Regions from separate parts of the Homo sapiens genome. Here region 1 is linked to region 2. A link is a loop called in an ENCODE intact Hi-C map of the cell type or tissue named here. Cell type or tissue: GM12878. All regions are shown on one strand. Links, peaks and the distances in the headings refer to the core of each region. The heading gives the core; the rest is flanking DNA.

Region 1 (5,386 bases), core at 93-5,092, 67 kb before region 2:
TCTGGAAAAAGAGCAAAAAATCTCAAGAAAAAAACAAAAGCAGGCTGACATGATGACAGAGAGGCAAAAATAGAAAGCTTAAATAAGAAAATAATGGAAGGAAACACAGAGAGAGCAAGATAATAAAATCTACATAGGTTTTAGGATGAAAAACAGCAAAATTGACGTTAAAGAAATTTTCATGTGGAAATTTCTTTAGGATCTCAGGATGTGGAAGAGAAGCCTGAGAATCCTCCTAGACTGAAGATGCAAAGAAAAAGGTAAAAATGTTGAGAGAGTACATGATAAACATGGAGAACAGAGAAAAAAGAGCAAATATTGTACACTTTAAGGAAGAGATCAGGACAGTAGAAATATAAGTTATAATAAAGATGTTGGAGAAAATTTCTAAAGCTGAATAAAGAACTAAGAGTTCAGGCCTAAAGGGGACACAGTGGCCTTGTTTTAAAGATGTGACATTGATAATTAAGGCCAAGCGAGGGAAAAGAACTTGGTCAGGTTTGCAAGATAGGTTGGGTGGTACCTCTCTTATTTTCTTATTTGCCCTGTGCACGTGGGTGTGCAAGGAAAGAGAGAGATGGAAATAGCAGAGAGGAAAAGAATTCAAGGGAGAAATCATCTCAAACATGGCAGTGGGCTCCATGATTAAGACCCTGGTATCAGGCAGGCCTGGCCTGCTTTCCAGCTCCATCACCAACTAGCCAGGAAGTCTTGAGCAGGTCATCTCACTCCTCTGGGACCCGCTTCTCTCTCACACATAAAATAGAGTAAAAGTAGTTGGACCCTCATCATAAGGTTCTCATGAGAGTCTAGTGAGCTAAGGCATGCAAAGCTTTTAATACAGTGGCAGGTACAGAGTAAGCACTTCAAAGAGGTTAGCTACTGTTTCTGATATTTAGAGAGAGAGAGAGAGAGAGAGACAGAGACAGAGAGAGAAAGAAATATGCAGGCAAAGGCTGGATGTGAATGGTCTTAGCCATCTCAGGTTAAAGAATAAGACAAAGGCAAGCAAGACATCAGAGCTTTAGGGAAGTCAAATCCAGGGTTCTGTTCTGCAGGGTAAAGTACATGGGGCAAGGGCATTAATGAAGCACTTCTAGTGGTGGGCATGAATTCTGCATCTCAGCATCCTGGGCCTTCAACCAGGGCCACCATCTCTTTATCCTGCTGTGACATCAGCAAGGTGGCAGGCCCCTGGAGCACAGGTAGGCCTACGGGCTTTCCTATGTGTCCCACCAGAAGTTCCAGATGGTGTAGATGTGCACCAGGCAAGGGGAACACTGGTGTAGCTAGGCTTTAATGACCCAGTTGAGACTAAGCTGCTTTCCCATGGGAGGAAGGCCTGCTCGAGATTCTACACACCCTAAGCTAGACTTCTAGTTTAAGGAGGACTGAAGTCTTCAATCATATCACTTTAAATATACAATGACAAGTCACTTTGGAGAGTCACAAATGTTTTGAGCTGGAAAGAATATTTGAAATTGGGTAGTTAACTGCTCCCATCCCATATCCCAGAGGCGGGAAATTGGGTGCAGGCTGTGGAAATGACTTTGTTAAGCATACACGTCTCCTAATGGCAGGAGGCTAGAACCCAGGGAATCCTATCATGTCATTGATCGAGAATTTGGGTTACGAAGGATTTGTGGTTCCATGGGTTCATTCAGTCTTTCTGACAGAAAGACTGCATCTTTCTGCATCTTATCTGATGCAGATAGAACAGCAATGACTATTCCTGTGTAATTATGAGCAAAGTAAAGCTGCGGGGTTTGTTCTCATAGCTAGTAAGTTGCAATGCTGGGACTAGAATCCAGATCTCAGGACACCCAGACCAACATAGTTTCTACTTAGAATAACCACCCCTCTGGAATTTCAGAAAGAAAATTCTGTGTGCATTTCATTATGATTATATGGCATAACCCTCCTATAAGTTAATGAATCTTTAAAGGGTACAATCAAGAATGAATGAGTTGATTGATAAATGAGCAAATGGTTGCATAAATGAATGAATTGGTTAAATTCTGGGAGAAATAAAATAGATATTCTCATTAAAATTTCAATTGACCTATTAAATGCAGGATCCCCTGGGTCCTCTCTTTCTAGCTGACCTACAAAGCAATGAGGAAATGTTATTGTAGAAATGCCAAATTCTATCCACATTCTCCACTTATTCTTCTCATTCTAGTCTCTTTAAGACAGAATTTCAAGTATAAGCTAACCAGGGGCCTCCCCTCACCCCCCTCATAATTATTATATTATTATATGAGAGATTTGTGGAATTATAGCATCTCTTTTTTGGAAGGAACAGAAGAGAGCTTTCCTTCTGAAGAGAGAAAAGGAAAATGGTTGGTACAGTCCAAAAAGCCTAAGACTTGGGAGTCTCTAGTTATGTGAAAGGATTTAAGAAAATAATATATATTTTTAATGATTCCTCACTCAAAGAAGATACTTGGTTGATTTTAATTGGAGGACTTATGTTCTTCCAAGTCATTAGAGCCAGAGCCCTTAGCTTCACAACTTTGGTATCTTGCAAAAGCGTTTTGAAGTTTATCTTGTGCACTCCAATTCTTAATCTTTTGAATGTCACCTCCTTCGTGAAGCCTTCTCTGATAGCTTCCTTTCCTTTGTCCAGATCAAATAATCACTCTCTACTCTGCACCCTTCTTGAACCCTCTACATTCTTTAATAATTGCAGTGTTTTCCAGAGGTACCCATAAAGGTCCCTCAGTGGCAAACAACAGAACCTAACTCTGGATGACTTTTGCAGAAAAAAGTTAATTTGGACGTTTGAAAGTCAGAAGGAAGGCTGAACAATTAGAATTTGAGAGGATGAGAACTGGACCAACCACCACTGTCGGAATGCATAAGTTTTGTTCATTTTCTTTCCTGTGTCATTCCACTCCGGATTGTCTGAGCTTGTGTACGCCACCTGCCCTTTTCTTGGCCAGAAGATGGCAGAGTTCCTCAACTGACCCGACCCTCCCATCCAAATCTATCTGCTGTTTCTAGAAGATGGGGATGGGTAAAGTGAGAGAGAGGTTCACAGTCCCACCCCCATGGTGTTAATTGTTGACATATGTGTTTGTCCTCTAACCCCGCAAGACTCTGAACATCTTGAAAGCAGGAACTGTGTTTTCTTCAGATGTTCAATTCATGTGAGTCAACATCTCAATGGTGTCAAGGTAATACAAAGAGTATGGCCAAAGAAGGTAGACAGGGCTACTGCCTACCAGATGCAAATGTCTTTTCCAGCCATCTCTGAGAGATTCTCTATGAACACAGATCTGACACCCTTAAGAAGAATCTAAAAGAGCAGCACTGAGCTAATATATTCCATCTTCCTTCAGGTTCTTTTTAGGGGGAGATATAGGATGGCGATAACCTAATGCGACATCTTTTTGTTTCTAGAAGAACTCTGGTAAGTGATGAATGGATGTTAGGGTTTCCAGAACTACCAGAACTAGGTTTCCTTTTCTTTTTTCCTTCCTGCTGCTGAGAATTTATTTCTGGTAGTCATTAAAATTCTGCTCCTACCATTTGTAACAAATGATAGAAAGCACTAGGTACAGTATGTGGAGTATATGTTTATGAAAACGAGAGACGAGTACCTTCCAACACTTTGGGATTTTATGAATGATTTACATCAGGTGCTAAAGTTCACAAATGAAACGTGCGGGAAGCAGATGCTTCGCTTCTTGACTGCATCGTGCCTGCCCATACTGATGGGGAATTGAAAACAGTGAGGTCTCATAAATCAACAAAATCTATTTTTGTGCCTCTTGATCTCCACTCTGAACATCCATATAATACCCAAACAAATGTGCTGAAATTAGTTCCTCAAGAAGCCCTTTATGTTTAGTAACAGTGTGGACATGTTAATAAAAAGAAGAGAGGAATAAAAGTGGACTGGTGGGGGGAGAGGGAAGGCACGGGGATGTGAGTGAAAGAAAACCAAACCTCAGAGTAGATGAACTCTTCCAGAACACTTATTTTTGGAGAATGGGAAAGGAAGTGTGGTGCTGTGCAGAACAGATGAGGAGGACCCGCTCTGGCCATCCTGGGGCTTCCCTAATTTGGAAAGAGAGTTGATCCGGGTAAAGGAGCGTTGTTGAATTGCAAATGAAAAAGAACTCACATCTGGAAATGAACTTTAGTTGGCAATTGGAAAATCATGGAAAGATACTTGTAAGGAAGACAGGGAGCTGATGTTTTGTACTTTTTTCTCCTCTCTCTCTCTTTCTCATTGTTTCTTTCTTTCCTTCCTTTCTTTTTTTCCTCCCTCCCTCCTCCCATCTGCCCCTCCCCTCTCCTCCCCTCTCTTTCTTTTCCCTTCCCCTCCCTCCCTCCCTCCCTCTCTCCCTTCCTTCCTTCCTTGTTCCCTCCCTCCCTCCCTTCCTTCCTTGTAAAATATGGTCTTATAGGAAACATGGTGACTCTGTACAAGAAAAAAGTAGAGCTTTCTTCAGAGTTCTATGCTGGGCCAGGCTCTGTGGAGTAATACACACGATTGTTTTTCTCATCTTGGTATCTCTGCCCCCATCCTGGCTCCAATTCTTTGAGTTTCTCCTCTGATTATTATAAAAAGTCTAGTCTATCACCCTAAATTTGCACTTTAGCATCTTACATGTCTCTTTCATTGTTTCATGTTTTATCGAATCAGTAGAATTTCCAATTTCTTAAAGGCAGAGACTTTGGGGCAGATAATTTGTTATTTCTTTTTTTATTATACTTTAAGTTTTAGGGTACATGTGCACAATGTGCAGGTTTGTTACATATATATACATGTGCCATGTTGGTGTGCTGCACCCATTAACTCATCATTTAACATTAGGTATATCTCCTAACGCTATCCCTCCCCCCTTCCCCCACCCCACAACAGGCCCCGACGTGTGATGCTCCCCTTCCTGTGTCCATGTGTTCTCATTGTTCAATTCCCACCTATGAGTGAGAACATGCGGTGTTTGGTTTTTTTGTCCTTGCGATAGTTTGCTGAGAATGATGGTTTCCAGCTTCATCCATGTCCCTACAAAGGACATGAACTCATCCTTTTTTATGGCTGCATAGTATTCCATGGTGTATATGTGCCACATTTTCTTAATACAGTCTGTCATTGTTGGACATTTGGGTTGGTTCCAAGTCTTTGCTATTGTGAATAGTGCCGCAGTAAACATACGTGTGCATGTGTCTTTATAGTAGAATGATTTATAATCCTTTGGGTATATACCCAGTAATGGGATGGCTGGGTCAAATGGTATTTCTAGTTCTAGATCCCTGAGGAATTGCCACACTGACTTCCACAATGGTTGAACTAGTTTACAGTCCCACCAACAGTGTAAAAGTATTCCTATTTCTCCACATCCTCTCCAGGGCCTGTTGTTTCCTGACTTTT
Region 2 (5,386 bases), core at 248-5,247:
TGCCCCCGAGTGGAAAATAGGACAGGGACAGCCCTAAAATAGAAGGGGAGCCAAAGGACAGCTGAAACAATTATGGAAGCTTTATGCAAATTAGAGGAAGGTGATCCTTTAGGCAGACTTGATCACAAGCTGGGGTGCAATGTTTATAAGCAGAGTTTTTGGAGGATTTCAGCTTCCTCAATCAAGCATCTTTTTGCAGTACACAACCTGACCAACTGTTCATGGTGGTCCTGCGTAAAACAGATAGTTTAAAATTTGTAAGGATATAAGTTCAATGCCACATTTGTTTTTCTGTGTAAACATTGACTTTTATATTTTTGTAGGATTTTATTATGTATCAAGCACTTTTAAATCAGCCTTTGATTTTCATTATAAAAGTAATATATACCCTTTATCGCAAATTTGGAAAACACAGAAAACTATTAAAAAGCCAGTGACTATGATCTATTACCCTATATCCATTTTCTTTCTTTTTCTCTTTTTTGAGACAGGGTCTTTCTCTGTCACCCAGGCTGAAGTGCAGTGGTATGATCATGGTTCACTGCAGCCTCAACCTTGTAGACTCAAGTGATCCACCCAGCTCAATCTCCAGAGTAGCTGGGACCACAGGCACGCATCACCACACCCAGCTAATTTTAAAACTTTTTGTAAAGATGGCTGGTCTTGAACTCCTGGGCTCAATCGATCCTCCTGTCTGCCCTCTCAAAGTGCTGGGATTACAGGCATGAGCCACAGCACTTGACCTCTCCAATATTAGTTCCTGCTTATTTTAGTAGATTTTCACTCTTGCCTCTTAAATGTGTTTATAACCTATCCTAGTAGCTAGTATTTCATTTGATGATCTCATAAAAACTGTTAGGTAATCTCATAAATAATGATTATGCCCATTTTAGAGACTATTAAATAAGGATATGGGAATTGGAGCACTGAGCAGGAAACCGTGGAGAATAAGCTGGCAGTAGAGAAGGTGGTGCTGAGAAAGTTGCTTTAATGAAGGTGTCTGCACCCTTCCCCCATTCCCCAGGTTCTATCTTAGTGCTTTGTCACTAAGTGACCCTGTGACTGCGCCTTCTGCAAAGTCCGCTCTCTGTGACTAGCTGGACAGAAATGCTGGAGTGCAGTTTCCAGGTTGGCTTCGTCCATTCATTCACTGAATGGGTTTAGTGACAGAATCCTCATAAGATACGTGTGTCTGGGATAGAATATGTGATCAACACACGTGAACTAGTGTCACCAGCATTATTATTTTTGTATTTACTACATCCTAGGCACTGGTTGGCTGCTTTGAATTCGCTGTCTTACTTAATCTTAAAGGCTATCCGGTTAGGAAGCCAATGTTACTATTTTTTCCCCCATTTTCCAGATGGTAAAATGAAGATTAGAGAGGTAAAATGAGAGCTGAAGGAAGTAGCTATAAGTGGCCAAAACAGGTCTAGAAGTGAGGTCTCTTGTGCTTTCTCTGCAGCCATAACTGCCTTCAGATCAGGGTCTAGCACACCGGGGAGAGTTCTGGATCCTTCCGGGGCTTTTGCCTGCAGAAAGCAGTGAACATGACAAACTTTCCTGTCTGCCATTTCCCCGGGCATAGCACTGTGACTAAAATGGGCCTGTCTAGCTTGGAAGTAATCATAGTGTAATTTGAGGACAACGCCACTTGGGGTGGCCTTCTGTATGGATGTATTACCTGGAGATGCTGGAAATGAGAAACAGTCTGTTTATAATAAAAATGAGCCTCATCCTCCATTTACTTTATCCATTTGAGCCTAAGTGGATCTAAAGATATTTTTGAAAGACTTACAAATACATATAATGTGCTCCGAAGAATTGCTTTATAAGAAAATAAAAGAAAGTCATTTACAGGTTAAGTAGGGGCAGACTCAACATATTTTTAAACCTCTAAACTTAAAGATGTTTAACATGGAATTCTAGTGGATCCTAGTTTGCTCAAATATGCCACAAAAACACTGGAACTGGATTTAATACAAAATTACTGTCAATACGTTTCCTCCCATGAAAATGACCCCTCTTTCCCAGTGCTGGGTAGTTTGAGATGAACCCCTAAGCCACAGGAGCACCTCTAAGAGCTGGTGTTTCCTGTTTTTTCAGGATATCCAGGTCTCCACTATCAAAAAATTGACCACTAAAACCACTTCCTTGACTCCACGCTCACTCCAACTATGACACAATTTTTTTTTTCTTTTCACGGCCAAGCCTCTAGAGTTTTCAATGTTTTGTTTTTCCATTTACTCCTCACTCTATTGCAGTCTGGCTTCCTCTGGTTGTATTGCTTTAAAGCCACCACTTTTTAGTAACCAGGTCCAGAACGAGCGATTGGTAGGAGATGGCCAATGAAGTGGCAGTTTTGCCCCCAGTCTCCAAATAGGACCCACAGAAACCACTGCTACTTGATGATAGAATCCTTTTCAGAATCTTTTTGAAGATCGTCTCCCTCCAGTGGTCAGAGCTGGCTGAGGACGGTGACACCTGTTCACCAGCCTGGGTTCTGCTGGAGCCATCCCTCAGGCAGAAAGCAGAGAGGCGGTGCTATAAGTGAAGGGACCACAGAGAGAGGTGGGCTCCCATGTTGGCCCACACTTAGTAGAAAATGGGTTTGGGCAGGTTTTCTCTGGGCCTTCGTTTTCTTCAAAAGGGAAGAGCAACAGATTTGACAACTCAATAAGCAGTTAACTATTTTTATCAGCACAGAAAACCACAGTAAAATGCAACCATTGTCAGTAAGCAGCTGGGTAATAGCACTTCTTGCACGTCTTGTCCTGGTTTTATTCTCTTCTGCTCATGGAACTTGGTGGACATAGTAGGCCCTGCCAAGCTGACCTATGCCAGTCCAATGCACAGAGCATTGACTTACAAAGCAGGATGCCAGCTTATTAGCTTTCAGTTATGATTCTAATTATGTGGTGAAATTTATTTGTGCATTTGCTATACAAGGTGCCCTCTCTTTGCCAGACACCAAATTACTGTATACAACAGGGGATAGACTTGGCGGGGAAACTCAGCATCTCCTGTACTCTACAGAGGGCATTTAGTTCCAGGTGCTCACCTCAACTCAGGAATCCAAATTAGACAGCATAAGTGAGTTTCTGAGGGACAGTCTCATCTCACCATTGATTGAACCCCCAAAGAAAGGTTTGGTGGCTCCTTTCCAGCTCTTTCTGCCTTGAAAATGTTATGAATCACAGTGAATTATTTATCTCAAGCAGTTTTCTCAAGATATCTTTGCATTTAGACAATGTCAGGCAATTTGCAAGGTGTTTTCACGTACATGCATTATAGATAGGCAGGACTGAGATTTGTATATATCATTCATTCACTCAATAAAACAGTTATTGAAAGCCTGGACATTTCAGGACTTGCCCAAAACCACTAAGTATTCTGGTTATCCATTGCTGCATGCCAAACCCAACATTCATGGTGAGTGTGAGTTTGCAGTTTGGTCAGGACTTGGTCAAGAAGAGATCTCTCTGCTTCATAATGTTGAGGCTTCAGCTGGAAACAGTTGTCAAACAGTGGGGAGGTGGAATTCTCTGCAGGTTTCTTCACTTACAGGTCTGGGGCCAGGGCTGGGGTGACTTGAAGCCTGGGCTTGGCTGGGATTGTTTGTCTGAGCACCTCCATTCACCAGCCTCCCAATATAGCTTGGGCTTCCTCACAGCATGGTGGTCTTGAAGCAGTCAGACTTATTACATAGAAGCCCAGTGTTTAAAAAGTGAGTATTCCAGTGAACAAGGCAGAAGTGAAATGGCTTTTTTGAGGTCCAGCTTCTGAAGTCGCATAGTATCATTTCCACTATTCTAACCTCTATTGGTGGAAACAGATACAAACCCATTCAGACTCAAGTGTTGGAGACATAGACCCCACCATAGGAAAGCAGTGATAAAGAATTCATGGCATGTTTTAAAAGTACTACATCAAGTGTCAGGACAAGACCCAGCTTAATTACTCCAAATCCAGGTTTGTACGAGTTAGGTTAGTGGGAGTTATGGTGGAATGCTACAGGATTTAGCCATGGGTAGAATTTGTTTCAAACCCTAGATCTTTTACCTATTAGGTGTGTGATCACAGACAAATATCTTTCCTCTCTGAGTTTCAGTTTCCTAATCTATAAGATGAGGAAACGACAATTCTAATTTTAGTCCATTTTGTGACAATTCAATTAAATGAGGCTTGTCAAAAGCTAACATCGTGTTTGGCACAGAGTAGGTGCTTAATAATTAGGAACTGTTAAAAAACACGATTTAAAAATACCCATTTAACAGCAATGTAACAAATGTTATTATTATTCTTATCATTGTTACTGTTATGAATCACCTATGACATAATAAACTCAAGCAATATTTCTTTTTTCTTTCTTTCTCCATGGTTCTAGCTCCTGATGTGACTTTCACTTCTGAGCCTAAAATCTCCACCTCCTCCTTGTGTCTCTGTAGTCCTGGGGAGGAGAGGAGAGTTGGTTTCCTTTTTTGCTAACCTCTGGTTACTTTACTTCCTCTATTTGATCTCTTGGCTTCGTCTATCATCCTTACAACTAATTCACTGTCACACCGTGGTTCTGCTTCAACTATCTAGAAGATCTGTTTTCCTGAGGGAATCCTGACTGATACAATATTCCAAATGCGTAGAGGCTCTGCTGGGGAGGACTAAGAGGAGTGGGGCGGTGGATTTGGATAAGAACACCAGGCATCTGCCTCCCTTCCTCCTTCTGTGTCTCCTTCACTTTTTTCTTTTGTGTCCGCCCTCCTTTCTTATCTTGTATTTTTCATTTTTTCTTTTATAAAGATGGAACATCATATAACAATCTTCTGCAACTTGCTGTTTTCACAATAACTCTTCAAGCCAATGCACATAACTCTAATTCATACAGTTCTAATTCATTTAAAGAGAGTGCCATGATAATCCACATTATGCACACCCCTTAATACATCTATCCATTTTTTGTATGGATATTCTGTAGTTTATAGAATTTGGGGGTGAGGTTTGCTACAATAAGCAGTTCTTAATTAGCCATACAATTTTTATGCACAAATGTCTTTACATATTTCTTTCTTCATTTCTGTAGTATGGGTTTCCAAAGGTAGAATGACTGGATCAAATAGTATGTACATTTTTTAATTTAAAAAATATCACCAGATTACTTTCTCCAAAAGCTGTATCATTTACCCTCTCTTTAGCAATTAATTTCCATGAGTTATTCATTATGGAAAGACCTCTGCTCATATGTTTGTAATAAGCAATACCAGGCTTGGTACTCGGTGTGGGCTATTCAGTGAAGCAAGGATTTGGAGAATGGAGAAGAAGAAAATAAAAGTGATGCCCAAAATTGCTGACTGAAACGTATTTTATTATTTGTGGGTTTGTTCTCCCTACC

The links. A loop is a pair of places that touch in the nucleus more often than their neighbours do. Peaks named below come from ENCODE experiments on the same cell type or tissue, not always from the same donor. Only the 100,000 strongest peaks of a DNase experiment are listed, where the experiment ranks them.
Region 1: a loop joins it to region 2, with 2.6 times the contacts of the local background. A loop is called at or near these places in 2 of 110 quality-filtered maps.

The regions. Positions count from the first base shown.
Region 1 is chr14:97,182,425-97,187,810 of GRCh38, forward strand. No RefSeq gene overlaps it. Among named protein-coding and RNA genes, the nearest start is that of LINC02304, 30 kb to the left of the region's middle. In GM12878, for the core only: a CTCF peak has its summit at 2,953 (motif pointing right); no DNase peak of the experiment used is centred there.
Region 2 is chr14:97,249,495-97,254,880 of GRCh38, forward strand. No RefSeq gene overlaps it. Among named protein-coding and RNA genes, the nearest start is that of LINC02304, 97 kb to the left of the region's middle. In GM12878, for the core only: no CTCF peak of the experiment used is centred there; a DNase peak (open chromatin) is centred at 2,449.